Regions from separate parts of the Mus musculus genome. Here regions 1, 2, 3, 4 and 6 are each linked to region 5. The links are chromatin loops, found by intact Hi-C in ENCODE. Cell type or tissue: left cerebral cortex. All regions are shown on one strand. Links, peaks and the distances in the headings refer to the core of each region. The heading gives the core; the rest is flanking DNA.

Region 1 (4,848 bases), core at 466-4,465, 53 kb after region 5:
ACAGGATTCAGTTCCTGATAGCTAAGTTGATCACTTTTGTAAGCTGATGACAAGTGCCCGGAGAGATCTACTCAGAGAAAGAATGCTTGGCATTTCAGCCCATCACATGAAGGACAGCATGGTGGACAGCTCAGGTCTGCCCACAGGCATGGGAGAGCGAAGTGGACCACAGCTTAGGGCCAGGCCTGAGCTATTTATTTCTGATACTCAAGCCCCACCTCCTTCTAGCACCAGAACCTCCCCAAACTGTGCCACCCACAGGGGAACAAGCATCACAATACGGGGAGCCATCTCAAGCTGCAACAGCAGGCCCTGCGACCCTGCCAGCTGTGGGGTAAAGGGCCCCCTCACTTCCTAACCATGGGGGCCTCTGTGTGAGGCAGGTGATGTCCACCAACGTGAATAAGCATGAAGGCAAGAATGAAGCCGGGCAATGGTGGCAAACACCTCTAATCCCAGCACTCAGGAGGCAGAGGCAGACGGAGCTCTAAATTTGAGGCCAGCCTGGTCTATGGAGCAAGTTCTAGGACAGCCAAGGCTATACAGAGAAACCCTGTCTCAAAAACAAAACAAAAACAAGCAAAAAAAGCAAGCTTGGCAGAGAGGGAGGTGGTGTGGTCTCCCCACACACCTTTCTAAATGCTTTTCTGTAGTCTTTTCTTAGCCCATTCTTGAAGGGTGTTAATGGCACCAGTGAGACCCTCTGGGCATCTTCTACAACATTGCAGGGTAAATGGAGGCTATAAACCTGAGAATTAGGCTTCCACATAGCATGATTTGACCGAACTGTGGAGATGGGGAAGCTCTGATGTGCTTGAGATTTTTCTTCTTGGGCCAATCAATTTTTCCAAAAAAAAAAAAAAAAAAAAAAGAACCCTTGAATTTGCTATGGGGGAAAGTTGGGCTTCTAACAACTAGGAGTCAAAACACTAACAAACAAACAAACAAAAACAACCCAGGAGCGTCAATATCCAGCTTTCTCCCCACCCCCTCCCTACTCACATGACACGCCCCCTTCCAACTGTTCCACAGCCAGCTGTGCCGCCCTCCGTTGCTTGGTGCGAGCAATCAGCCTCACATCCCACAAAGCGGGGAGAGTTCTGTGTGTCTGGATGCCTGGACTGGCCCGTTTTAACTGTCAACTTGACAACGTACAATTACTTAAGAAGTGAGCCTCTGGGCTGGAGAGGTGGTTCAGCGGTTAAGAGCACTGACTGCTCTTCCAGAGGTCTTGTGTTCAATTCCCAGCAACCATATGGCGGCTCACAACCATCTGTAATGGGATCCGACGCCCTGTTCTGGTGTGTCTGAAGATAGCTACAGTAAATCTTGGGAGGAAGAGGAGGAGGAGAAGGAGGAGGAGGAGGAGGAGGAGGAGGAGGAGGAGGAGGAGGAGGAGGAGGAGTGAGTGGAGGAGTTAGCTAGATCATGGTGGCCTGTGGGCGTGTCTGCAGTGGGAGCGACTCTATTGATTGATGATTGGCCCAGACCTCGGTAGGCTAAACCATCTCAGGGTTGAGCCTTGAACTGCATAAAAGTGAAAAGATACTGAGATACCCCAGTTCACCTTCTGTTGTAATAAAGTCATGACCAAAAGCAACATGGGGAGGAAAGGATTCATTCACAATTTACAGCACATCATTTGGAAAGTCAGGGCAGGAACCTGGAGGCAGGAGCTGAGGCTGAGCCCATGGAGGAATATGGCTTTCTGGCTTGCTCCCCATATCTTCCTCAGCCTGCCTTCTTATACCCCTTGGACTACCAGCCCAGGGTGACCCCGCCCACAGTAGACTGGTCCTCCAGCACCAATTAGCAATTTTAAAAAAGAGTCTACCAGATGTGGCACTGGTTCAGTCTGATGGAGGCAATTCCTCAGGTGAGGCCCCCTCTTCCCAGGCTGACTCTGGGAAGTTGACCTCAGAAGCTGACCATGATATAAGCATAAGCAAAGATGTGTGGTCTGTCTTTGCTGTGGATTGAATGTGCTCAGCTGCTTCAGTTCCTGCCTTGACTTCCCTAAAATGATGGGCTGTACCTTAGATTTCCACGCCAAACAAACCCTCTCCTCTCCTATGCGGTTTAACAGACATGGAGCTTGAGTAATGTGTTACCTTTGTGTCATTGTTGCTCGGATGGGAGCCGTGTCCTGGTTACCACCCTTAAATCTCATCTCTTTTTTTTCCCTGTTTATTTATTCATTCATTCATCTATTCATTCATTCACTTTACATACTGATTGCAGCCCTCTCCGCCCAGTCCCCGCCTCACGCAGGCCCTCCTCCATCCCCTTCTCCTCTGGAAAGAGGTAGGACCCCCTGGGTACCAACCCACTCTGGCTTATTAAGTCACTGCAGGACCAGGCACAGCCTCTCCCACTGAGGCCAGACAAGGCAGCCTAGTTAGGGGAACAGGATCCACAGGCAACAGTCATGGTAAGCCCCGGCTCCAGTTGTTGGGGAACCTGTATGAACACCAAGCTGCATAGCTACCTATGTGCAGGGTTAGGGGGAGGTCCATCTCTAATAGAACCACTTCCTCAAGCCAAGTTAATGCCTACTAAACCCTCTGCACGGTTCCCAAACAGCGCCCCCTGCTGGGCATTGGGTGTTCGACGCCATGAGTACACCTGGCATACAAACCACAGCTGATTGTCTAGAGACTCCATGGCCACAGCCAGCTCCCGGGCCTCCTGTGGAATTCACAGTGGCCTCTTGGTCAGTGCTTGGCTTTTCCCACTATTAGCTTACAGTCCAAGGGTCTCTAGTCAGCCATGCCCATTACCAGTTACCGCTCAGTCAGAAGTTTTCCAGCTTCCAGCTTTCCCGTGCTGCGTATCTTCTTACATCCTCCCTCAATTTATGAGTACCTATTTCTAAGCAGTTTACTGTCATTAGATGCCAGTTTCAGGGGCTGAAGAGATGGCTCAGTGGTTAAGAGCACTGATTGTTCTTCCAAAGGTCCTGAGTTCAAATCCCAGAAACCACATGGTGGCTCACAATCATCCATAATGAGAGCTGATGCCCTCTTCTGGTGTGTCTGAAGACAGCTACAGTGTACTTACATATAATTATAAATAAATCTTAAAAAAAAAAAAAGAACAAGTCCTAGGTTCTGGTTTCAGGGGCAATGAAAGGAAATACATGGGGCTGGAGAGATGTCACATCATCTTAGAGGGCTTGCTGCTCTGGCAGAGGACCAAGTTCAAGAGAGGACCAAGTTCAGCTCCCAGGCCCCACATCAGACAACTCACAACTGCCTGTAACTCCAGCTGCAGGGGATCTAGCACCCCTTCTGGCCAGTGCAGTCACCTACACACATGTGGCAAATACTCAGGCAACATGGAGAGACACAAACATAAAAAATAGACCTATAAAAATGAATCATGCATTGAATATAATTTTTATAATAATTTTATTATACTTTATTTATTGTGGGGTGATACATGCTACAGAGTACAAGGTGGGGTGGGGGTCACCATGTCTTGAAGAGGTAGGATGTGTGGCCTTGTTGGAAGGGGTATGGAGAGTTTAAGGACATTTGGAGTCTCTCTACCTAGTTCTAGCCCTCAGCATCCTGCTTCTCCCAGATGGACTCGTAGTCCTCAGAAACCGTAAGCCCAAATAAACCCTGGCTTCTCTAAGTCACCCCCACCAGAAAAGCAACATACTACAGACACTGTTCTGGGCTGGCCAGAGTCAGTCAGGCCCTCTGCCAGTCACTCATCCCCAAAGCTCTGAGAGACCCTCCTCCACACCTTACCAAGAGTGGCATGGGGTTGAGCTTGTTGGCTGTGTTCTAAAAAGTTCCTTCTTTCTATGTTTATCGTGTATCTCTGTGAACTGAGCTCAGCTCTGAGAAGAAAAAGCCACACCCGTCTTAAAGACTGGTTAGAACTTCCTGTGGAGGTTGTGGAGGGTTGGAATGTTGCAGACCCAGAGCCAAATTATGGGCTATCTCTACCTTTAAAAGCCACTCGTTGCCCAACTCTGCCAGATGTAATATCCTTTGTGCTGCGTGACACTTAGTATATAGTTCTGGCTGGTCTAGATTTATAGCCCAGACTAGCCTCCAAGTCAGAGTTCCACCTGCTTCGCTGTCCCTCGTGCTGGGATTAAAGGCTCATGCCACCATGCCTGGCCAAGTCTTAACATGTCTGTGCCTATGAAGTGAGACCTTTTGCAATGTAACTTAGCAGATCCCTGGCTTCTGCCAGGTTAAGAATGCCTCCAGACAGTATCTTAGGCCCACAACACAGGGCGTCTCTGTGTTGCTACCCTGCCTACCTGACACTTCCAGCAATATATTCAATAGCTATCTTGATTTATGACTTTCTTTAGTTATGTAACTGAAAAAGCTGTGACCGCATTGGACCATGGAATCTGGGGCAAGCTAGATCTGTGTTTCTAGGCCACAGCCATTGCTAAGCTCACTTCCTTAAGGGGGCAGGGTGTGTGTATCCACCCTTCCAGCAGGGCTCCAGGAGGCACTCGGCTCTTCCCACGGAAGCAGTCTGTAGAGGATGTTTGCACAGCTTTCCACACCCGTCACTGGGCTAAGAGTCTTCAATGAAGCCCGGCACTGCCCCAGCCACCAGTGAAAGCTGTTCTCCAGCCTTTAGTTCTCCAATTGTCATATCAACAGGTGTTTTCAGAGAGAGAGAGAGAGAGAGAGAGAGAGAGAGGAAATTAACACTAATCATATAGAACCCAGTGTGTCCTGAGGTGCCACTTCAGAATGTATTTGATAAAGAGCTGTTTAGAAGTGGGGAGTGATGCTGTAGTTGGGAGGTTAAAGCAGGAGGCAAGAAAATTCAAGGCTAACCTGAGCCACATAAGAAAGCTCTGACTCT
Region 2 (4,848 bases), core at 482-4,481, 190 kb after region 5:
AAAACAGCGCGACCACGCCCACCTCTTGAGAGTAGCCAATCAGGACTGGAGATGTCCTTACAGCCATTGTGAAGAATGTCCTTTGACTGCGCAGCTCTTAGGATTCTGGGTAGGGCCCGGGGAAGTTCGGTGGATCTGGGTCTCTATTTTCAAGACACCAGGATCTGTCATTGAGTGAAAAGATCATGGATACAGACGAACAAGGAGCCCCAGGTAGGAAGCCACTAGACCGTCCACAGACTCCAGATGAACTGAAATTTTACGCTCGGAATTATGTCATGCTGGCTCTCTTGGCGATGATTCTTTTCCTACCCTTTGGGATATTAGCCATATACTTCAGCATCCAGGTAAAAGTATCCCCGCCCCACCCCCCGCCCGCCTCCACTGCTCATCCTATCCTCTGCTTGCCACCTGCAACTGTTTGTGTCCTAGGTCTTGGGTCGGGCTCTTCCCACAGTGGCTATAGGGCTCCAACCCTCCTTCCAAGAGCTTCTTGTCTCAGAAACCCATACTCATGCTCCTACCCTTACAGACCAACGAAGCCAATAAATGCAGCAACTGGGAAGACGCCTACCGGAACTCATCTCGAACTATGTGGTTTAATATGTTGGCCATAGTAGCCTTTGTAGGCATCATTTATATACTTGTCCTAGTCCTATGAAAGCTACACATCAGCATCTACGGGCTCCTCCCCCAACAGACATGCTCACTTAGACTTTGACCAGCCATCAAGAAGAAACTCAGAGCTTCAGAAATGCCCTTGCCAAGAAACCCACCAACCAAAAAACTCAACATCCAAAAAACGGCCCCAGGCAGGCCACCTGACTACACTCCACCAGTTCATTCTCATTTGTCTTCCACGGCTGTCTAAAAGCATCTTGGAAGTCCACATCTCAAGTTCTAAATCTGCATAAGCCACTGAGCTGCTCTTTCATGAAAAAAAAAAAAATCACATTTCTGAGCCCAATAAAATTGAAGGGAATATCCCGGCTTTGCCTGTGTCTGGGTGTAGATGTTTCTCTGGATCAATAATAGTTTCACTGGAGCTATGTTGGCTTAGACCCTGTGAAAGTCAGACTGCAATAATGGTGCCAGGCTCTGTGGCACACATTTATAATCCCAGAATTTGGGAAGCAGAGACACTTACAAACACACACACATATTTTTTAAAATTGCACGTCTTTGATTTCCTGAACCTGTTTTTGTTGTAAAGTATACATAATAATTCATAATAAGATGGGAGTGTGTTTAGGAATCTGAATGTGTGTTTACTCTACATGACTTCCCTCTCAAGCTGAGGTGCTGGGCTTTTGGTGTCTCAGAGCAGGAAAAAAACAAAAAGCAAAAAACCAGAAACCTTGGCCACGTGTGCTGTCACATGACTTTAATCTCAGCACTCAGGAGGCAGAGGCAGGATGGATTTATGAGTTTTAGACCAGCCAGAGATAGTGAGTTTCAGGACTGCCAGGGCTGTGTAATAGAAAAACCCTATCTTGGGCTAGCAAGATGGCTCAGCGGTTAAGAGCACTGACTGCTCTTCTGAAGGTCCTGAGTTCAAATCCCAGCAACCACATGGTGGCTCACAACCACCCATAATGAGATCTGACGCCCTCTTGTGGTGCATCTGAAATCAACTGCAGTGTACTTAAGTATAATAAAGAAATCTTTGGGCCGGAGCAAGCATGGACTGAGAGAGCGGGGTTGACCAGAGTGAGCAGAGGTCCTAAAAATTCAATTCCCTTCAACATGAAGGCTCGCAACCATCTGTACAGCAATAGTGTACTCACATACATGAAATAAATAAATCTTAAAAAAAAAAAAAAAAGGTTCTTTGGAGCAACTCCCTTCTGTGTTTGGCAGTTCAGTTCACAGGTCGGCAGCAGCAGCTCCATCCACTTGCAAACACTTCACAGATACACTAGCAGTCCAGTTCAGTAGAGTCTGGATAGCAAACGAGAATCAGTAGAGGTGGCACTACCTAGCAGAGACAGCCAGGCCTTGAACCCTCTGGCTGCACAAGTATAAGTTTGGATCAGCAAACCCATGTAAAAGCCAGGGATTGTGGCCTGTCTGTATCCCAGGAGGAAGGCACAGATCCTGGGAACTCACTGGGCTAGTTTAGTTGGCAAGCTCCGGGTTCTGTGAGCTTTGTCTAAAAAAAAAAAAAAAAAAACCTAAGTTGGCCGACAGTAGAGGCAAATACCTACTGATGACCTCTTACCTCCAAACACTCACAGGCTAGCACAGGCACACACCCACTAACACAGATGAAGTTGCTGTTAACTACCAAAAGGTGGCAGTGTTGCTCACCTACTTGTCAAATCACAGCTGTCTTGTTTTCTTGTCCAGGGTTCCATAGCTGACTCAAGTTTCCCTCTTTTGCTTCATTCTTCATAGTACCACAATTGGTTTCTCTGAGTAGCCCTGTCTGTTCTGGAATTTGCTCTGTAGACCAGGCTGGCCTCGAACTCAGAGACCTACCTGCCTCTTCTCCCTTCCCAGTAGTGGGTTAAAAGCACTCCCTACCATGCCTGGCCCAAGATCTCTCTCTCTCTCTCTCTCTCTCTCTCTCTCGCTCTCGCTCTCGCTCTCGCTCTCACACACACACACAACACACACACATTTATCTAGATGATATAAATATATAGATGATATATAGATATAAAATTTATGTGTATGAATGTATGTCTGTGTATGTGGTGTCTGCTGGGGCCAGAAGAGGCCATTGGATCCCCTGTAATTGGAATTATAGGATGTTATGAGCCACCTGACATGGGTTCTGGGAACTAAACTCTGGTCTTTTGCAAAAGCAGTTTATCAATCAGTCTAGCTAGCTAGCTAGCTATCAATCTATTAATCAATCACTATTAATCATCTATAATTACCTATTATTTATCACCTATCTATCATGTGTATTTGTGTGTGTGCTTTGAGACAGTCTCAGACCTACATAGCCCAGGCTAGCCTCCAACTTGATTTGTAGTTAGGAATGACCTTGAGTTGATCTTCCTTACTCCACTTGCTGAGTGAAGGATTACAGTAAGCACAACCACAGCCAGTTTATGCAGTGCTCGGGACCGAACTCCAAACTTCATGCATAGTACACCAGCTACACTCCCTGACTCCTTAGCCCTGTGAAATCCATCCTTATTCTTGGAACATCCCCCTTCTTCTCTTACAAGTTTGAGTTGTCAACTCAAACTATGGGAGAGGTTCCTTGGTTTTGTTGATGGGTTTTGTATCTTCTGTCTGAGACCAGTTGATATTAGGATGTTCTCAGGGCCAAGGAAGGCTGAAATGAATGGGGTATTTATTAAAAGCTGAAAGACAGAAAGCAGTCCCATCGCCTGGACTGGTTTATATCAGCTACAGCAAGTCAAAGCTCAGTAGCCTGCAATCTACAGGTGATCCCTGGATGTCAGCCAAGTGAAAATCTGCTGTGACTAGAAACAGAAGTTAAAAATTTCTGGTAACTGGGGAAGGAAAGAAGTTCCACGACCAAGGAAAAGTTCCATTTTCAGGAACAGGCAGGTGTGCTTATGTGGATTCAAGTCTTGGGACTTCTTTGATTCCCTGAAGATTACGTGAATTTTTCAGTTCATAAAAGGAGGTATATTAGCACTACCATTGTATTAAAATAACAGTGTAGAAGAAGCAGTCAACAAGTATCTGCAAGACAGCAGAAATAGACACATGTCTTCAAGTCTTAGCAAAAGTATAAAACATGTTTCTTTAGTGAAAAGTTACATCTACAATCTGTTTATCTTTTAACACGAGGTCTGTGAGCAAGGCAAACCCATTTGTCCTCTGTTAATAAGAGACCTAGTAGCTTTAACTAGTTAATGAACTGACTGACGAACTGACACAGTGGGTGATTACCTGGATCAGGAGCTAGTTGCCTGTTGTTCCCTAGCTGACAAGCTACAGTTAGCCTAGCTGTCAATGTGATCAGAGAACTGAGAAGGATAAATTATAGTCTATATAACCTATGTATCCATTAAAAAGACAGAGACTAGTCCATAGTCCATTCCCTAGCCAGTCGTCTCAGACTGTCTGCATGGCTCTGGGAACAGAGGCAGTCATTGGACATTAGGCCCAAAGATGAGAGGCTTCTCTGAGGAGGAGAACATGGGAGAGACTGACCTCACCTTATCTAGGCAAAGTAGGATAATCAATTCTTCCATGTCTTGCTTGTCCAAAAGGGCTGAGCCCTAGCAGTGGGGCAGTCTTGCCCAGTGGTTAGCATTACCACAACCCAGATGGAGTCCTTTATACACCAAACCCCTGTGCCCATTATCTTCTTGGAAACCTTGGCAGGGGGTGTCACTGCTAGGATCTGGGAGTCTCTGTCAGTCATAATAAGTTTAAACATCTTAAATGACATATTCAAAAGATCTCTAACAGATTATAGCTGGTACCTACCAAACATACCTGAGTTAAACCATCCTTCTCTGCTTTTAGTGTTTATCATGACTATAAATATACTTCTGAAGATATTGAAGAATTTGATTATATTAACTTGCATTTTTTAATTATCCTCAATAGTTTACAGTAATTTAGTAAGCTTCATAAGATTAGAACTTCACATATTATAGCTGTTATGTTTAGATTTTTTTCTTTTACGTTTAGATTTAAAATAAGGATTTTAAACTGGACTTCTCTTAGTGTCAAAACAAAGCTTTTTAATCCATAAAGAGACTGGGAACGTTTCTGACCTATATATGGTGTGTCATTGTAGAACATAACAGTTTCCCATATGACTCAGTTTATTAAAAAACTAGTTTCATAATGCTAGCAAAAGCAAAGATAGACATATATTCTTAAATCATCTGTCAGCCTAAATAGACC
Region 3 (4,848 bases), core at 366-4,365, 62 kb after region 5:
AACCTGTCTGGGAAAAGGGCATGTGATGTTTTGCTAGCGCAGACACGTGAGAGAACTCATGATGTTAGGAAAGGGTATAAATATAACCCAACAGACAGTGGTCGAGGCTGTGACATTGGCTCACCTTGCCACTCTTTGCTGATCATCTTTTGTCGTGACTTCATAGAGAGAGAGAAACGTACCATTTGTGTGATGTTCTGGCAGCTTCCTCCCGCTTCTGCGAGTACCCGGGCTGATTGTCAGACCCTCTCCGTTTCTCCTGCCATTGCTGATTTGTGAGTGGTGTTTGCAAGTGGATTGAGCTACCACTGCTGCTGATTCGTGTGAACTGACAAGGGAAACAGAATCACCCGAAAAGAACTATCTCTAAACAGCCCACATCCTCCTTTGCCCTCCTAACCGCTCCTTTCCACTGCCTCTGGTGGGTGGTGGGCTAGAAGGGAGGTTAAAGCATTTAAGCACACTTATTAAAGTAGGTTTTGAAACATCTAAGCCTACAATAATTAGAAGTGGAGAAAGATTTATTCAACATGGCTGCCTTGAGAGGAAGAGAAACTGAAAAAGCCCAGTATAATCCTCTGTCCCGGTCTACCTTAGGGGTCTGACCTGAGGGCAAGGGATGCTTGTTTGTTTGTTTGTTCTGTGTTTTTTGTTGTTTTGTTTTTCCAAGACAGAGTTTCTGTGTATAACCACCCTAGCTGTCCTAGAACTTGCTCTGTAAAACAGGCTGATCTCAAACTCACAGAGATCTGCCTGCCTCTGACTCCCAAGTGCTGGGAGGCGCTGGCCACCATGCCCAGTGAGGTCAAGGCTTGAGAAGAGAGTCATTCTCTGCTCTCTCTTGCAAAGTGTGCTGACAACTGTGTGGAGTCTCTCCAGGAGACAAGCTCCTCCTCTGGCAGCCCCGGTTTTTTCCTTCTAGCAGGAGGCTCCTGGGAAAATGGGGGCTTCTTGTGAACCAGCTTTCCAACAGCTTGATAACTGAAGGGAGGGTCCCAGGCGTCCCTCTTTAGAGCACATTCAGGCCTGCTACATCTGGACAGTTACATCCTCAGATGCCCACCAAACCCCGATTTCCACTGATATCTCTCATGGACCAGCCAGGAAACAAGATCATCACTTCTGATTTCTGAAACATTCAGCTCTGGGGGCACCTGGAAGGAATCACTCCCATTTGCAGGCACAGATCGGGCTATTACACACTATCACGGGGCCTGCTGCTGGAAACTCCGACAGCAGGATAATCTGATCAGGAGCTGAGGTTAGAAATGAGCTCTCAGCAGATAGATGCAAGAAGCTCAAGCACCAGGACTCGACAGCATCTCTGCCTGGCCGGCGGTGATCACAGCTCCCTGGAGAGGGCTGATAACTTCAGCCTGGCTGGAATTTCTGTCTCTCCCCTAATGGCTTTCCTCCCTTAGCAGCTGCTCCTTGGCTTTGTCTCCTAAGTCAGTCTCTCATCACCCACAGGGCCAGTGAGCTGGGGTTCAAGGCAGGGAGGGTACCATTTGGTTTCTTGGGAAACTTGGGGGTGTCTTTGAGCTCTACAGCGGCCTCAGATAGGCTCAGACTCCAGAGTGAGGGTGCAGTGGTCACACAAAGCCTTCCAGAGTCAGTAGCCTCTTGGTTTTTGTCCCATAATTTGAAGAAGAAAATGTACAGACCACAGTGAGTGAGTTTTAGGGGGAAATGTATTTAGATTCATGGGTGGGAGCTTAAGAGACAGCGGGAGCCAAGGTCCTATGGGACACAAATAGGTCCCAGGAAATTGGCTTCTGTTGAGGTGTGATCGGGGAGCTTTTGTTTTTAAAACTGTATTTGTTTTGATTTTATGTGTATTTTGCCTGCATAAAGGTCTGGGTAGTACAGGAGTACATACCTGCAGAGGCCAGAAGAAGGGTTAGGACGCTTTGGAAGTGGCATTGCAGAGAACTGTGAGCCACCATGTAGGTCCTGGGAACTGAGTAACACGTGTGTGGGGGCTTTCTATTATCTATCCATCTACTTACCTACCTATCTCTCTACCTATCTACCATCTATCTACCTAATTATCTATCTATCTATCTATCTATCTATCTATCTATCTATCTATCTATCTATCTATCTAATGTGTCTATGTATTTATCTACCTATCTATCTTTTCTTTTCTTTTCTTTTCTTTTCTTTTCTTTTCTTTTCTTTTCTTTTCTTTAGACAGGGGTGCACTACCACCCCTAGCCCTGGGTTGAGTTTTTATTACTTTTACTACTCAGGGTCTACTCAAGTGATTAGGTTAGGCTTTCTGTCAATGGAAATTTAAGTTATCTACTTTGGTTCTATCAAGAGCTATCTCTGTGGAAATACACATTTTGGATTCAGAATTGATTGATGCTACTCAGGGAATAGATCAGCAGCCTAACATAAGAATGAGGAAGAAAACAAAAACAAAATTAAAAAAGAAACTATGAATCTCAACAACAACAAAACAAAAACAGGCCAGCGGCTGGAGAGATGGTTTTGCAGCTAAGAGCACTAACTGCCCTTACAGAAGACCTGGGTTTGGTTCCCAGCACCCGTAAGGAAGCTCACAACCATCTGTAACTCTAGTTCTAGAGGATCTGACGCCCTCTTCTGGTCTCCACAGGTACTGCACACACATGGTACGCAGACACCTGGGAAACTCTCCGGGTTGGTAACTACTGTCCTGATCTGTGTCTTTTTTTTTTCTTTTCTTTTTTTTTTTAGAATTTTTTTTATTAGGAATTTTCCTCGTTTACATTTTCAATGCTATCCCAAAGGTCCCCCATACCCACCCCCCCAACCCCCTACCCACCCACTCCCCCTTTTTGGCCCTGGCGTTCCCCTGTACTGGGGCATATAAAGTTTGCAAGTCCAATGGGCCTCTCTTTGCAGTGATGGCCGACTAGGCCATCTCTGATCTGTGTCTTAACTCTCCTTCTTTTTCTGGTTCCAAGCTTCAATGCAGATTCATCAGGAGGACTTGTTAAAACAGATTGCTGAGCCCCACCCTGAGTTTCCAATTTAGTGGATCTGGGATGGAGCCAATGGAATTAAATTTCTTGCAGTTCCCAGGAGATCTGTTGCTACTGGTCCTGGTAAAACAGGGATTCTGAGGCTGTGTTTGCTAAAGACACTCCCTGTGCAAGGAGGCTGCAGATGTGTGGTGGGGTAAGGCAGAATAAGGGCTCAGGGGGTGAGGTTTCCTCTGCATCTGTCACAGATCCTGCTCAAATCTGAGCTTGGTCTAGTTAGTCACTTGAGTGTGTTTAGGTCTGGATACCCTCTTAGCTGAAGGTCAGGTCCAGTCTCTAACATTAGTCTTGGATTCGAGGGCCAGGATCCTGGGAGAGACTCTCCAGCTGCAGGGCAGATCAAGGTGGCCTCTCACCAGATGTGCAGAGCAGGGCATTGCTCTCAGTGTCTGCTTATACACTGTCCCTGTACGTCATGGGGTTCTAGGACTGTGTCTGTTTGTCTTGAGTGAGTGATGTCACTGGGTCTGGTTATCAGGTGTTGCCTTGGGTGTAGTGGGGTTCCTTGACTAAACTGTTTTTTACATGTCTAAAGGGCATTTTTTACTATGTTTATTATACACTCATACACACAAAACAAATACATCTAAAATATATATATATAAAGATGGATTGTTCAACTCCAGCTGGTAATTCTCTGCTTCAAAGGAGAAAGCAGCAAGGTGAGCAACTAACACGCTTCTGAGATTCACAGAGACGTCACAGCCAGCTGTCTTAGTTTGCATTCTATTGCTGAGATAGAATGGCACAACTGGAAGTAATCGAAGGGGCAAAGGGTTTGTTTGGTTTACACGATACAGTCCGTCAGCAGAGGAAGACAAGGAAGGAACCTGAAGGCTGGAGCTGAAGCAGAGACCATGGAGGGATGCCCCTTACTGGCTTACTTCTCGTGGTTTTCTCATACAACCCATGACCATCTGCCTAAGGATGGCACAGCCCAAAGTGGACTGGGCTCTCCCACATCAGTCATCAATGAAGAAAGTGCCCCATGGGCATTATGATGGAGACATCATCTCAGCTGAGGCTCCTTTTTCTTTTTCTTTTCTTTGTTGTTGTTGTTGTTGTTGTTTTTGGTTTTTCGAGACAGGGTTTCTCTGTGTAGCCCTGGCTGTCCTGGAACTCACTCTGTAGACCAGGCTGGCCTCGAACTCAGAAATCCACCCGCCTCTGCCTCCCGAGTGCTGAGATTAAAGGCGTGCGCCACCACGCCCGGCGAGGCTCCCTTTTCATGCATGACTCTAGATTGTGTCAGATTGACAAAGCACCAAACAACTGTCACCCGTGGGCTGTTACAGTGCTCCAGGAGCTGGAGAGATGGGTAGCAACACTGTCACATAAGCCCGAGGACCTGAATGTAGGTCCCAGCGTGTAGAAAGCTGGATCTGGTGGTCTGCGAGTGTAAACCCAGCACTGCAGGATAGAAACAGGAGGATCCCTGGGGCTTGCTGGCTGCTGGCTAGCTCCAGGTCAGTAAGATACCTTGTCTCAAAGGAATAAGATGGAGAACGATAGGGCCAGGCACTGGACTCTCTCCTCAGGCCGCCATGAATATCCATAGATGTACATGACTCCTGCACTTACACATAAATATGCCCACACTCACATATATTCCCTCTGTGACTCTCTCTCTCTCTCTCTCTCTCTCTCTCTCTCTCTCTCTCTCTCTCACACACACACACACACACACACACACACATACACACACACACACACACACACACCAAAACTAATATCCTGTTCCAACTGGAATACCATCCAGCTATCTCTGATCTTTGCTTCAGTCTAGAGAAACTAGTCCCTTCTTGCCTTTCTGCCT
Region 4 (4,848 bases), core at 614-4,613, 97 kb after region 5:
CTGTTGCCACTGTTGCTGCCGCTGCTACTGCTACTGCTGCCATTGTTGTCGCTGTTGCCTTGGCCACCGCCTCTACCGCTGCTGCCCTGACCATTACTGCCATGACTGCCTTGGCTACCACGACTGCCATCATTGCTGCTTCCCTAAGGGCCAGAAGAACAGAGCAATATCTAAGGACAGAGACTCCACAATTGTCTTCCTTGTCCCCTTACAGGGCCCTGCATAGCTTCCCCCACCCTCACCCCCACCCTCAGAAAGCATTGTATCCCGCCTTCCCAGAGCCAAACCAGAGACAGCACTCCTCTTACCCCAGAGTTACTGAAGCTTTCATGGGAGCCAGAAGGTGGGGGGTTGGTACACTGTGGATGGAAGGGGATGTCATGAGGGACGAGATGTCAAAACGACCTCCACAGGCCAGGCTTCTCTTGCTGCCTGTGGCTTGGCTTTCTTGCCCCTTTCCAGTTCCCTCCCTCTTCCCTGGCTTGTGACCTCCACTCTCCCCCCCTTCCTCCTCCCCTTCTATTCATCCCTGCCACTGTGTCCCGTGCACACTTCTTCTTACCCCTGAGTTCTGGTTGTTGCCTCTCACTGTCCCGTAGCCAGGCTGAGCCACAGCTCCCTGCATGGAGGCAGAGACCAGAGACCGAGTTTAGGATCCAGAAATAAGGAGGGGTGGAGAGAACAGGGTTGAGGGATGGGTCTGGGTAGTGACTTTACCTGGGCATTGGTTTCATAGTTGAGTGGTCCGCCATTGCCACCCTGACCCACAGAGCCACCCAGAGAGTTAGTCCCATAGTTGCCTCCTGAGGCCCAGGGTGTCCCTTGAGGACCAGGATTGCCCTGGACTCCAGCACCACCTTGAGAGCCATATGCGCCATGACCTCCAGATGTCCCCTGCAAAGACAATACACCAGTCCTTAGTCTGACAACCATGAGAGAGGGAATCAGAACCATCAGGGAGAGAAGGAAGGGGGAGGGGGGACCATGCAGGAAAGAGAAGATTCATGACAACAATAGAAACTATCTCTTCACCCTCTGATCCATCTCCAGGTTCTTGACCCAGCCACCCCCACCCCCTGTCCGCACACCCGGCTTCCCAGCCACTCACCCAGGACCCAGCGTTGTGGACAGCATCTACCCCTTGGCGAATGATATCCTCAGCCTGTCTGCCAATCTCATTCCCAGCGTTCCCCAGAGATCTTGCTGCTTCCCCAAGCCGGTGCTCAAAAACATCGCCTCTGCTCCCCATCAATGTGGAGCCACCTTCCTCTCCGTGCCCCTGGCCTAGGGCATTCTGGATTCCAGAGCTGGCTGCTTCTTTAGCCCCTTGGCCCACAGCCTCTCCAATTCCATGGCTAATGGCATCTCCTGCTCCATGGGCAGCACTTGCCCCTGTGCCCTCCCCTCCACTGTGCAGCGGGTTAGCTGCCCCACCACCCAGACATAGGGCCAGCAGGAGGCAGGCCAGAGAGCCCTGTAGCTTCATCTCTGCCCAGCTCCCTCTCTCCTCTGAGGATGTCTGCAGCCCAGTCTATTTGTTCCCTTCTTTCTTCCTCTGGGCTGAGACCTTTTCCTTTCCTTCCTTGCTTCCTTATTCTCCTTCCCCAGGACCCACAGCCTTCTCTCTCTGTTCCCAGACTTCCCTGCTTTCCAGAGTCTTTCTTCTTGCCACTACCCCTTATACTGTAGGTTGGGAAAAGGTAACAGGGCTGGGCCGCTTAAGATCCCTCCTCCAGTGACTCAGGGCCTATCCACAGATAGGGTAATGAAGCTTAATTGTGAGCGAGAGCTTGTGTTGAAACAGAGAGAGCTCTCCGGAGCAGGCCATCGGGAGGGAGGGGAAAGAATAAGATGAGACGGATGCAAAAGTGTTCCAGTTGCCTAACCTCAGGAATTTGGGGCACAGGGTGGGGACAGGAGCATCTAAGGAGATAGGTGTTGTTGTCTTTTGGAGGCGGCAGGGTGGGGGTACTTAGGAAGCAGGGCTCACAAACAGGTGAGACCCCAAGGGTATAAAGAGAGCAAAGCCACAGGATAGAGGACCCATCCCGGGTAAGCCAGCATGCACAGGGGCACGAAGACTGGAAAGAGGTGACCATTTCCAGCTCCCATCTTTCTCCTGGCATGCCTCTACCTGCAGGTGCCTGTCCTCTCACACATCCACAGTGCAGTCAGACACTGGGAATTCTAGGGCTGTGGTTAAGTTCTGAGGTTCTGGGTACCCTGGTGTTGAAGGAGTGGCATACCTCTGTTAGTGACAAGGAAGGGTTCAGGCACTGAGAGTTCAGGAGCCCAGGGTGCGGAGCAGGGGAATTGGGAGGGTCAGTCACCCCCAGGGCAAGAGTAGGCGGGAAGACCAGGGGAGGGAGAAGCTGACCTAGACACCCATCCTGTTTACCTGCATGGAAAGACATGTGTGCCTGTAAGAGCTCACAGCCACTGTACTGCTGCTTGCTCACTGCCCGAAGCCTTCCAGGGGCCAGGGCAGCCCTGGTGAGGAAAGAGGGATCAGTACAAAATATCTCTCTCTCTCTCTCTCTCTCTCTCTCTCTCTCTCTCTCTCTCTCTCTCTCTCACACACACACACACACACACACACACACACACACACACACACACACACACACACCGGTACTCGTGGCCCTCACCACTGGTCACAGTTCCAATGGGGAAACCCAAGCATCCTCCCCATATCTTGTCCCTGTTCGACAAGTGTGACTGCTTCTCTGTTCCCAGGAGCCCCAGGCCCTCCCACTTGGAACCGACTTGTAACACTGGGCTTCATCACCTAGTTAGGAGGGGCCAGTTTCCATCTACCTTTCTCAACGTCTCTCAGTCAGTCTCTCCCCACCCCAACACCCGCACCCCAACTTGTAACATCTAACACTTCTCTGCATATAAACACCATTCCTGACTGTCCCCCACTTCCACCTCCCTGCTGTTCCATTGCTGGTGTTTTAGTGATGGTAATAATAATAGTAATAATAATAACAATATTATCATCATCATCATTATTATTGTCATCAAGCTCCAGTTTGTCAAAGGCTTTCTATATGCCCAGGTTCCTAGCTTCCACATAGAATCATCTAATCCTAAAAGAAGACTCTTTATTATCCCCATTTAGAGATGTAGACACTGTGGCTCAGAGAACACAGACTGCCTGTAGCTGAACTAAGAGCCGAGCCCAGGCCCACCTCTGGCAGAGCCCAAGCGCCTGAGCCTTATCTGTCACTTCAGAGTGTCACACCAACCCTGGCTTGTCTAGATAGAACTAATTTTGGTTTTGCTCTGGAGCAATGTAGGAAGAGAGGGTGCAGGAGGAAATCTGGGTCCCCAGGCTGAGTACCAGAGCCTCTAGTCCCTGATCCCACTCATGGGTTGGGTAGAAGAGGAACTCAGGACAGTGCTCACTGACTTAAAAGCTCTTTCGTGGTTAATCTGGCCAGGCTTCACTTCCTGGTCCTGCAGCCTGCCCTGACCCATCTCCGTTGGTACTTACTTCCTATATACCAGCTTACTTTTAGGCTATTATTAGAGCCCAACATGGTGGCAACACATCTCAGCACTTAGAAAGTTGAGTCAGGAGAATCACTAGTTCAAGACCAGCCCAGGCTACATAACAAGACCCAATCTCAAACAAACAACAATGACAAAGAATGCTATAGGAAAACATTTTAGGAGTTGGCAAGATGGCTTAGCAGGTAAAGGCACTTGCCACGAAGGCTAACCATCTGAATTTGATCCTCTGACCTCACATGGAGGATTGAAAAGTGGTCCTCTGACTTCCACACATGCACCATGGTGCACACACACAGGCGAGATAGAGACACACAATGATGATGGTGATAATGATGTAAAAAATAAACAAAATACTTTATATCACTCGTAAAATAAGAAACAATGATCATCTCTCCTAGGAACATATTACCAGAAAAAAAAAAAAAAAAAAACAGAGAAAAGTAAACAATAGCATTTTTCGTAGCTGGCTGCAGTTCCTGGGGTGTGTGTGTGTGTGTGTGTGTGTGTGTGTGTGTGTGTGTGTGTGATAAAGGAAGGTTAGCTAGAGAAAGGTTAGGAGTGTTTGATGCTCTTCCAGAGGACCTCAGTTCAGTTCCCAGCACTCATTTCAAGTAGCTCAAAAGCACCTTTAACTCCAGCTTCAGGGGAGGAATGGTAGCTTGTCTATTCCTCAGCAGATAGCTCCATCTTAGCGGTTTACACAGGGTTAGCACTGCTGAATTCAGGGCATATTAATAGTAACAATAACAAAACGATGGGAGACGAGAGGTAGGGCTTGTGCTCAATTGACAGGAGTAACGGGGTAGAAACAATCAAATTACATTGTATTTTTTCAGGACCAATGGAAACTCTGTTTACCCAAAGTCTGGCGATTAAACAAAAGCCAGCATTCAGGAACTTGTGAAGTTGGTTCCTCTCTACCAAAGGAGCCACTTCCTTACCGCTGGCAGAAGGGACAAATGGCTGTCTGTGGTGCCTACTAGTACACCAAAGCACATGCTGGCCACCAGGCTCCCTTGATATCTCAAGTACCTAGTTCTTCTCACCTTCCCCTCCCCCAAACTTTCTCCAGCTCAGGAGCTTCCCCTCCCCCAGCTACTCAGGCTCCCTATAGCCCTGCTATTTCGGCTATGAGCTTTCTTCTGCCCTGTCTTACTTGCCCCCACACACTTTCTCTTGGTCCCACCATGTCTCCCCTCCCCACGCTGCTCCTGCAAACCAGAGTCAGCTGCTGTGGACTCTCTCTTCTCTTTATTACCCCACTGAAACTTATCAAGTGGTGGTCAGAACTGTAAAGAAAAGTACAATTGGAGTGTGTCAATAGAGAAG
Region 5 (4,848 bases), core at 396-4,395:
CTGTTACACCCAGTCGTTATCTTCATCCTAAGAGCGGTACTGTGGAGGAGCAGCTGGGGACTGAAAGCTTGGAATCCTTGATGCTGACCCGAGTTCGGTTGCTCTCCGGCGGCCATTTCCTTCTGTGGGCCTTGGCATCCTCAGTGACTCTAGGACTGGCTTCTGGTGCTCTGGGCAGGAGGAACGCCAGTTGTGACATTCTTTTCTCTGCAGATGAGCTGAGTACAGTGAACAGGAGGAACAGTGGCGACCAGCACCCACTCGGCCTCATGGACCTGCCCCCACAGCTCTCCTTCGCTCTCTATGTATCTGCCTTTGCGCTGGGCTTTCCATTGAACTTGTTAGCCATCCGAGGCGCAGTGTCCCACGCTAAACTGCGACTCACTCCCAGCTTGGTCTACACTCTCCATCTGGGCTGCTCTGATCTCCTACTGGCCATCACTCTGCCCCTGAAGGCTGTGGAGGCCCTGGCTTCTGGAGCCTGGCCCCTGCCGCTCCCCTTCTGCCCAGTCTTTGCCTTGGCCCACTTTGCTCCCCTCTACGCAGGCGGAGGCTTCCTAGCTGCTCTCAGCGCTGGCCGCTACCTGGGGGCTGCCTTCCCCTTCGGGTACCAAGCCATCCGGAGGCCCCGCTATTCCTGGGGTGTGTGTGTGGCTATATGGGCCCTTGTCCTCTGCCACCTGGGGCTGGCCCTTGGCTTGGAGACTTCCGGAAGCTGGCTGGACAACAGTACCAGTTCCCTGGGCATCAACATACCCGTGAATGGCTCCCCGGTCTGCCTGGAAGCCTGGGATCCCGACTCTGCCCGCCCTGCCCGTCTCAGTTTCTCCATTCTGCTCTTCTTTCTGCCCTTGGTCATCACTGCCTTCTGCTATGTGGGCTGCCTCCGGGCCCTGGTGCGCTCAGGCCTGAGCCACAAACGGAAGCTCAGGGCAGCTTGGGTGGCCGGAGGCGCTCTCCTCACACTCCTGCTCTGCCTGGGGCCCTATAATGCCTCCAATGTGGCTAGTTTCATAAACCCGGACCTAGGAGGCTCCTGGAGGAAGTTAGGACTCATCACAGGGGCCTGGAGTGTGGTACTCAACCCACTGGTCACTGGCTACTTGGGAACAGGTCCTGGACGGGGAACAATATGTGTGACGAGGACTCAAAGAGGAACAATTCAGAAGTAGCAGCCACCTCTGGGGGCAAGGGGCACTGCGTGGAATTGGATGACTCTGACTCTGCCAGGCTCCCAAGAGGGCAGATCCACCACAACTCAGGAGGCCTGGCCCAAAGCCATCGCAGAAACCACTCATGGGAAGGGTTCCACCTGGAGAGGACAGCGTCCTTGTACGAAGAAAGTGGAGGGCAAGTGCTGGACAACAAGAGACAGTACGTCTGCCTTACACACCTCAGCCTGCTCCCAACTGCTTCTGGCCTGTATTGTCCTAACTGCCTGCCGTAGGCGGTGCGCAGTCCTCTCCTGGGGGTGACGGGAAGCTCAGTTCTGATCTGGAGGAATACCACCATCATGACCCAGTTTTGGAGTGTTTCCCTGAGATAAGAACATTTTCATGTCTGAAGAAAAGAGGCAGCATCATGGCCCTGCCATACCACGCTGAATCCACTAGGGGACAGCACTGAACGTTCAGCTTCAGCGAACCGGGGATAGGGGGTGGGGTGGAGGTGGGAGGAGGGGGCGGGGGTGGTAGGAGGAACTGGCTTGAAACAGGGAAAGAAAGGGCTTTGCCGGCCTGAGCTCCATCAGAGGCAACTGCGGAGAGGAGTAGGTAGTTGCCGGTACCACTCAGAGTCTCATCCTTCAGGGTGTCTCATTTCATCGTCAAACAACCCTTCTGTGTAGCACCCCTCCCTCTTCGTGCGTGTGTGTGTGTGTGTGTGTGTGTGTGTGTGTGTGTGTGTGTGTGTGTGTGTTATTGGAGATAGAGTCCAGAGCCCTAGGCAAGTGCTCAATGCAGCCACTGACTTTATTCTTTATTCAGCAGCCCTGATCTTTATCCAGGTACTTCACCACCACCACTCCATACATACCACACACACACACACACACACACACACACACACACACACACACACACATGTGCACCATACACATTTGTTCTAGCAGACAAGAGTTTAGGTGTGGTCTTGAACTCCTGAGCCCAAGTGATTCTTCTGCCTCAGCATCCAGACAACCTGAGACTGTTGGCACAGGACACAGTCCCCCCATCTCACTAAAACTGTTGATTTCAGCCAGGTGCCCAAATGGGCAGGTTGTGAGCCAGACTCAGTGCCCAGCAGGGGGAGCCAACACCCATGCCATTCTGTAGCATGTTTGCTTGTCCAGGGAGCATCTTTTCAGATTTGAGCTGACACCACACACTCCTTCAGCTAACTGCTCTGGGGTGCAAAGCAGTACTCCCAGACAAGGGATGCCTTCCCCCAAATACAGTGTGAATTAGCTATGGTGCTGACCACCTTCGTTTTGGAGATGGTAGGAAGCTTTCTTGATGTCCTATAGCATAGATGAGCTGGAATGTGGTTCTTCCAAGTAGGACCCCTAAGGCTTAATGGACATGTAGAAAAACTAGTGGTGTCAGCTATATTGGTCATCATTTGGAGAAGGAGGAGAAGCACACCCCAGCCCATGAAAGGGAGGCCAGAGGAGAGTGGCCATGAAGGAGACAGACACTTGGGCATCTCCGGGGAGGCCAGGTATCAGAATCAAGTTTGTTCTTCTCATGAGAATAAAGCCTTTAATGATGATTAACAGAAGAGTAGCCAGAGCACCTGAACTGGTTCATACAAATTATTCCTTTGGGCAAGTGGACCTCTGTGAGGTCAAAGCCATCCTGGTCTACTTGGTGAGTTCTAGGACAGCCAGGACTACATAGTGAGACCCTGTCTCAAAAACAAAAACAAAACAAAACAAAACAAAACAACACAAGAAAGAAAGAAAGAAAGAAAGAAAGAAAGAAAGAAAGAAAGAAAGAAAGAAAGAAAGAAAGAAGGAAAAAAAAAACGACCTCTTTGAGGCTTTAAATTCATTTGAATGTAGGGTTTTTGAGCAGTAGATCCACAGCACTTAGGAAACAGAGCAACACATAGTAGGCATTCTGCAATCAGCATGTAGTAGGTGCTCAGCAGTTCTGTGTTGCTTATTTGGTATTCTGTAGAGAGCAGGACTGTAGTAATGGCTGGGGTGACTATTTAACATATCAAGGCAGATGCTGGCCAGCTCTCCCAGCATCCCTCTGTACCTGTGACTCCTCTAGCACTTCTCGGCCTGCCCCTACCCTAACCTCCCAGGGCCTGGGCTTCCCTTCCCCTAGCCTGATCCCTATATAGCTCAGCCACCTGGCTACACCAGTCTTTTGGCCTCTTGACTGGATCCTCTTTGACAGGGGCTCTTCTCTTGCTCCCCTCCCGCTCTCTCCTCTCACTGTCCAGTTTAGTCCGCTGGCCACCGTCAGCCTGGACTCTCTCTTCCCTCTGTCTGCTTTCTCCCTTTTATCTACAGTAAAAATCTTCTTCCTCCTTTAGAGTAGTCATGTCCTCCTTCTTTAAGTTCATGTTTGCATTCACCATGAAAGCCAGAAGTAATAGACATGGCCCCTGGGCAGTGAGGGCACCAGAGACTCTTGGTAAAAGGTTGGGGCACCTGCTGGGGTGGAGCCACTGCCCCCAGTTACCTGGCCTTCCTCCCACTTGGGGGACAATCCACTTCCTTCCTGGGGCCCATGAGAGCAGAGTGATTCACTCAGGCTTCCTCTGCTGAGTGGAGCCAACCCACTTCCAACTAGATCTCTTGATATCCAACTCCCCCAGGAGACAGAGCCTCCTTTTAGCATCTACATCTTTATTATTTAGTCATTCACTTAATGCAAGCCCCAAAGCAATAAAGACTGCTTGGCTCACAGTAGCACCTTTAACAACGTCAGGAAATTTATCCATGCTAAGTATACAACCAATCTTTAAAAATAAATTTGCAAATATGTACTCTATTTTCACAGCCCCAGAAAAATCCCTTCTGTTTCTTACACCATTATCTCTCTATCTCCCAATTACTAATCTACTTTCTGTTTTAAAATATTTTCCTATTCTGGACATTTCATGCAAATGAAACTGTGTGAGACAGAGCCTGCTATGCCTAGCTTGCTTCACTTAGCACACATTTTAGGGTTCATCCATGTGGTGTGCTTGGGTAGTTCACCCCTGATTATGCCATTATCCCGATGCATCTGTCTGTTGAGGGGTCATTTCCGCCTGTGAGCCAAGGTCACTAGGTCTGGGATGAGGATGACGCATGAGCCAGTGTTTGAGAATGTGCGCGTGTTCAAGCCTCTTCAATAAATATTCATAGCAGAATTATTGGTATTGTGTAAATGTATGTTCAACTTTTTAGTTGAACCGAATTGATTTCCAAAGTGCTATCCCATGGTGCGTTCCCCTCAGCCATCAACAAACACTGCGCTGTCCCTCCATCTTTGCCGGAACTTGGTTCCGACTAGTGTTCTGCTGACAGCCATTCTGGTGTGCGCTTGTTGGTTTGGTGCTCTGTTCCATAAGTATGTGAGCAAATGGGTATGCTATCTTTGAAGATAAACAGAGCCAGATGCAAAACATGTTCCCCCACCCTACCCCACCGAAGGGATGCCTAAGAAGGAAGGGGACCTGGAGAGCCACCTCCCTGTCATGAGCGAAAGGATGGTAGACATAAAACAGTGGTACCCTGAGGGCCTGTTGTGGATTATGCCCCCATTGAAAGATAACTGCTGTCACTATTATCTGCACCAGCACCAGCACCTTCACCACCATCATCCCAGATCTTTTCCTGCACCACAAGGACCCCTGCAGGAAGAGAGG
Region 6 (4,848 bases), core at 472-4,471, 180 kb after region 5:
AAACTTTATATGCCCCAGTACAGGGGAACGCCAGGGCCAAAAAGGGGGAGTGGGTGGGTAGGGGATTGGGGGGGTGGGTATGGGGGACCTTTGGGATAGCATTGAAAATGTAAATGAGGAAAATACCTAATTTTTAAAAAATCAGTAAAAAAAAAAAAAAAAAAAAAAAAGAAGAAGAAGAGTGTGGGGGAGGAAGGTGTTTATTTGGCTTACACTTCCAGATCATGGCCTATCATTGGTGAAAGTCAGGACAGGAACTCAAGCAGGGATGGAACCTGGAGGCAGGAGCGGATGCAGTGGCCATGGAGGGGTGCTGTTTACTGGCTTACTTCCACTGGCTTGCTCAGCCTGCTTTCTTAGAGAACTGAGGACTACCAGCTCAGAGGTGAAACCATCCATGGTGAGCTGGGTCCTCCCTCGTTGATCACTAGTTGAGAAAATGCCTTAGAACTAGATCTCATGGAGGCGTTTCCTGGAATCTTTTTAATCACTGCTAATTTCTTAGCTCTATCTAACCACCATCAATTGTCACAGAAATGCTAAGGTTTCACTTCAATAGTTTGGTATCTTATTAATCACAGCTGATTCTTGAGCCCCACCTAACCAGAACACAGAATCTGAAATCAAAATAGCACATGGCCCTGATAGAGTCTTTAAATTTTCCTCTGAGGCTTCACAAGCCAAGCCTTCATCTTCTGCACTGCTTAAAAATTCTTATCTTCCTAACCCCTAAACAACATCCCACTGGAGTCTGGAGAGATGGCTCAGCAGTTAAGAGCACTGACTGTTCTTCCAGAGGTCCTGAGTTCAATTCCCAGCAACCACATGATGGGTCACAACCATTTGTAGTAGTATTTGATGCCTTCTTCTGGTGTGTCTGAAGACAGCTACCGTGTACTCACATAAAATAAATAAATGAATCCTTAAGAAAAAACAAAACCAACCAACAAACAAAAGAACATTCCAATGAGCTCTCAACACTCAATGGTTCTTCTAGCCCAAAGTCTCAAAGTTCTTCCACAATCCTCCCCAGAACATAGTCAGGTCTGCAATATCCCACTCCTGGTACAAACTTCTGACTTAAGAGTTTTATTGCTGGCTGGGCGTGGTGGCGCACACCTTTAATCCTAGCACTCGGGAGGCAGAGGCAGGTGAATCTCTGAGTTCGAGGCCAGCCTGGTCTACAAAGTGAGTTCCAGGACAGCCAAGGCTATTCAGAGAAACCCTGTCTCGAAAAACCAAAATAAATAAATAAATAAAATGTTTTATTGCTGTGAAGAGAAACCATGACCACAGCAACTCTTATAAAGGAAAACATTTAATTACAGTTGAGAGATTTAGTCCATTATCATCATGGCAGAAAACATAGCAGTATGCAGGCAAACATGGTGCTAGAGAAAGAGCTGAAAGTTCTACATCTTGTTCTGCAGGCAACAGGAAACGGATGACACACTGATCAGACTTGAACTTAGAAGGTCACAAAGCCCACTTCCTCCAACAAGGCCACACTTCCTAATAGTGCCACTCACTCCCGATGGGCTAAGTATTCACACACATGATTCTATGGGGGCCATTTCTATTCAAGCCACCACAACCAGCAATGACTTCTTTGAATCTTCTCCCTTTGACCTTCTCAAATTGTCATTTATATTAGCTTCATGTGCAGAGCTGGAGGAGGCACACAGCAAGCATGCAAAATGTCTTTGCCTGTCCTCTTGAAGAAACAGCTAAAGTTGCTAAGCATAGTGGCACACGCCTTTAATCTTAGCACCTGGGAGACAGAGGTAGGTGGATTTCTGTTAATTGGAGGCCAGTCTGGTCTACAAAGCAAGTTCCAGGACAGCCATGATTATGTAGAAATAACCGTTTCTGGGAATACTTCTCGTTTTCAGAGACCAAAGTGTAACTGTAATTCTCGGGGGCCTTTTCTTCACCCCTTTTCTTCTCAAATAATGACGGGGCATTTCTATGCCTGCTCTAGCCCAGTTTAGTTCCTGAATAAATGGCACAGAGACCTGATATTTTTATTAACAAGCTTCAAACACTAAGGTGGGCAGGTTCTGAGCTATTCTAACCCAACTAAGCTGCTACTACCCAGCCTCATGTCCTGTCACTTGCCATCTGAGTCTTGCCCTGGCTCGCTCTGGTTCATGTGTGTCCTCATGGCTACTCTCTCATTATGATCTCATGACCTCAGGGCAAATCTTCATGGTCCATCCACATAGTCTCTCCCTCTTGTCTCTTTTGGGGAACCCCTAACTGGGATTCTCTTCTGCCCAGCTAATTCTCTGATCAGCTCTTTATTAATCAATCAGAGGCGATGGAAAAGAATTTTTACACAACATTGAGAAAGGAGATGCTTGACCATGCCAGCTTCCGGGCTACAACCAGATGTCTGGGCATAAAAATCAGCATCTGGATACATAGTGCACAAACCTCCAATGCCTAACTTTCCTCCTACTTTGCAACCAAGTTAATAATGTGCCTGGAGACCATTGAAATTATGGACTCAAGCTGGAGAGATGGCTCAACTGTTCAAGGCCAGACTTGGAACCAAAAAGACAAAACTAGTCAATCATGAATGGCTCAGACTCACACAAATAAGAGCCCCGAATAGCAGGGTGTCAAGGGGTGTAAGAGAGGGATCAGCGATGGGAAATGAAGACAAACGCCAATGCTGGGTCTTGCATAAACTAAAACTTATGCTAAGCAAGTTTATTTAGAAGTATAGCATCACATATGCCATTTTTAGGAAGAGACTGGGACAGAGTTCGGAGAAAGCTAAATCAAGCAACTTGAACACAAGGATACTTAAGTACTGATAACCAAATCCCTTCAAGGGGAAAAAGCCAGTTTCCCAGGACCTGAAACCTTTACTCCTTCAAGGCCCTGGCCTTGGCCCCGGCCCCAGCCCAGCCTTGCCAAGTCCACTCCTGGGTGAGGACACAGAGCTAGCTTCCATTTGTCCTTTCATCAGGACCTCTGAGAAAGCCTGGGATCCCAGCTCATGACAGACTGATGCCAGCCAGCGAGGGAAAACAAGGTCAGTGCCTGCATTAGGAAAAAAAAAAAAAAAAAAACTAAGCAGGAGCTAGGGAGACAGCTCAGTCTGGGAGGCCCTGCGACCTCCACAGCCAGCAGAATGACATCTGTGAGAGGCGAGAAGGCACTTCAGTTCAGCATGACGAAGTAGCTGGTGTTGGTTCAAACTTCAGCAGTCTGACCCGCACGTGGTTTATTGGAGGTATATTCAAGCACAGAGCAGTTTGCCAAAAACGTTTCTGGTGATAATTAATCCAATCCCATAACAAAGTATATACATAAACGTCTTTGAAGGACACCGTAAGCTAAATAAAGATCAGATGTGACTACATCAAAACTCTTTAGTAAAGTACCTGTGACGCTTTCTACAGATTCTGCGGATTAACTGAGAGGAGCAAGCTTTTGCTAAGGCTCTGGGGGGAGGATCCAGTCTGGTGTCCAAGGCCTCCAGGTTAGCATGCACAGCCACTCGCAGCCTTCTGGGTGGGTATCAAGCATTGAATTCCTTCTCTTGAAGGAACAACATTCCAGGTTCCCCCACGGCTTATCTGTGGTCACAAGGACCTCCGTGCCTTCTACAGCTTAGGAACTGAGTGCTGGCTGCTCTTTCGGAGGACCTGGGTGTGGTTCCCAGTACCCACATGGTGGCTAAAATCTATCTGTAACTGTAGTTCCAGAGGCTCCACAGCACTGTGTATATGGGTCACACAGATACACATGCAGGCAAAACAAACAAACAAACAAACAAAACATACACATAAAATAAAAATAAATGACAATTCAAAACAAGGTTTGGTTTTTTAAAGATTTATTTATTTATTTATTTTATGTATATGAGCACAGTGTAGCTGTACAGATGGTTGTGGGCCATCATGTGGCTGTTGGGAATTGAATTTAGGACCTCTGCCTGCTCCAGTCAACCCCGCTCGCTCTGGCCCAAAGATTTATTTATTATTATATCTAAGTACACTGTAGCTGTCTTCAGTTGCACCAGAAGAGGGCGTCAGATCTCATTACAGGTGGTTGTGAGCCACCATGTCGTTGCTGGGATTTGAACTCAGGACCTCCGAAAGAACAGTTGGTGCTCTTACCCACTGAGCCATCTCAACAGCCCAAAATGTTTTTTTAAAAAAAAATAAATAAATAAGTAAATTGCCTGTCCCAGTGTGCTTCCTTGTTGTAGAAATTGTTAATCTTGACCTGGGGTTTCTACCCAGCCTTTGACCATTTAATTCCTGGTTAAAAGATATACACAACCTTTATATTTACAACAAGCCTTAAACAGCACAAGAACTGGGCAGATATCTACCTTCCATGCTGTTAGAATCTACTTTCCTGTAGATAACCCCGAATTGTTCCTTACTACTTGCTCTGTTTCCTGTGGGCTGCTCTTAACGCCAACGGGCCAGCCCTCAGGGTCATGTTTTTTATGGCTCACCTAACCCATGATGGCTTCTCCCTCTTCCACCTTTTTCTCCTCAATGGTTCTCTTCCGACTCCAAGTCCAGAGAACCTTAACCCCACCTATATCTCTTTTGCCCAGCCATTGGCTGTCGGCATCTTTATTTACCAATCTTGGGGGGAGGGCCACTTGAGTCTATGTGTAGACTCCAGTTCTTGGGGGCCCACATTGAGCATTACAGCAGACAGCAAGACCAAGCACCAACCTTTCAACCTTTGCTGTCTGTCACAGTCTTTTAACAAAAAGCTTGCTGAGCCACCTCACTTTCCTCTTGTGTTCCTTTATAAACACAAAGAATGCCCTTTATTTTTAACCATTTACTGAAAGCAGCCTGTTGGGGGGGG

What was found. Peaks named below come from ENCODE experiments on the same cell type or tissue, not always from the same donor. Only the 100,000 strongest peaks of a DNase experiment are listed, where the experiment ranks them.
Region 1: a loop joins it to region 5, with 2.4 times the contacts of the local background. A loop is called at or near these places in 20 of 42 quality-filtered maps.
Region 2: a loop joins it to region 5, with 2.9 times the contacts of the local background. A loop is called at or near these places in 9 of 42 quality-filtered maps.
Region 3: a loop joins it to region 5, with 2.1 times the contacts of the local background. A loop is called at or near these places in 12 of 42 quality-filtered maps.
Region 4: it touches region 5 in a loop (2.5-fold over the local background); 2 of 42 quality-filtered maps call a loop at or near these places.
Region 6: it touches region 5 in a loop (2.1-fold over the local background); 6 of 42 quality-filtered maps call a loop at or near these places.

The regions. Positions count from the first base shown.
Region 1 is chr7:30,803,852-30,808,699 of GRCm38, reverse strand. No RefSeq gene overlaps it. Among named protein-coding and RNA genes, the nearest start is that of Gm32236, 14 kb to the left of the region's middle. In left cerebral cortex, for the core only: a CTCF peak has its summit at 2,587 (motif pointing left); a DNase peak (open chromatin) is centred at 4,412.
Region 2 is chr7:30,666,865-30,671,712 of GRCm38, reverse strand. It overlaps Pmis2 (PMIS2 transmembrane protein), which reads left to right and starts at 108. Exons shown (of 2, transcript NR_027849.1): 1 at 108-213; 2 at 533-991. In left cerebral cortex, for the core only: a CTCF peak has its summit at 2,292 (motif pointing right); no DNase peak of the experiment used is centred there.
Region 3 is chr7:30,795,193-30,800,040 of GRCm38, reverse strand. No RefSeq gene overlaps it. Among named protein-coding and RNA genes, the nearest start is that of Krtdap, 9.7 kb to the right of the region's middle. In left cerebral cortex, for the core only: a CTCF peak has its summit at 2,624 (motif pointing left); a DNase peak (open chromatin) is centred at 3,054.
Region 4 is chr7:30,760,562-30,765,409 of GRCm38, reverse strand. Dmkn (dermokine) reads right to left here and starts at 1,654. Exons shown (of 20, transcript NM_001166173.1): 1 at 1,109-1,654; 2 at 718-894; 3 at 563-619; 4 at 309-359; 5 at 1-143. The coding sequence starts at 1,486. In left cerebral cortex, for the core only: no CTCF peak of the experiment used is centred there; no DNase peak of the experiment used is centred there.
Region 5 is chr7:30,856,892-30,861,739 of GRCm38, reverse strand. Ffar1 (free fatty acid receptor 1) reads left to right here and starts at 270. Exons shown (of 1, transcript NM_194057.3): 1 at 270-1,172. The coding sequence starts at 270. The coding sequence ends at 1,172. In left cerebral cortex, for the core only: CTCF peaks have their summits at 1,576 (motif pointing right) and 2,284 (motif pointing right); DNase peaks (open chromatin) are centred at 1,582 and 2,290.
Region 6 is chr7:30,680,267-30,685,114 of GRCm38, reverse strand. No RefSeq gene overlaps it. Among named protein-coding and RNA genes, the nearest start is that of Pmis2, 11 kb to the right of the region's middle. In left cerebral cortex, for the core only: no CTCF peak of the experiment used is centred there; no DNase peak of the experiment used is centred there.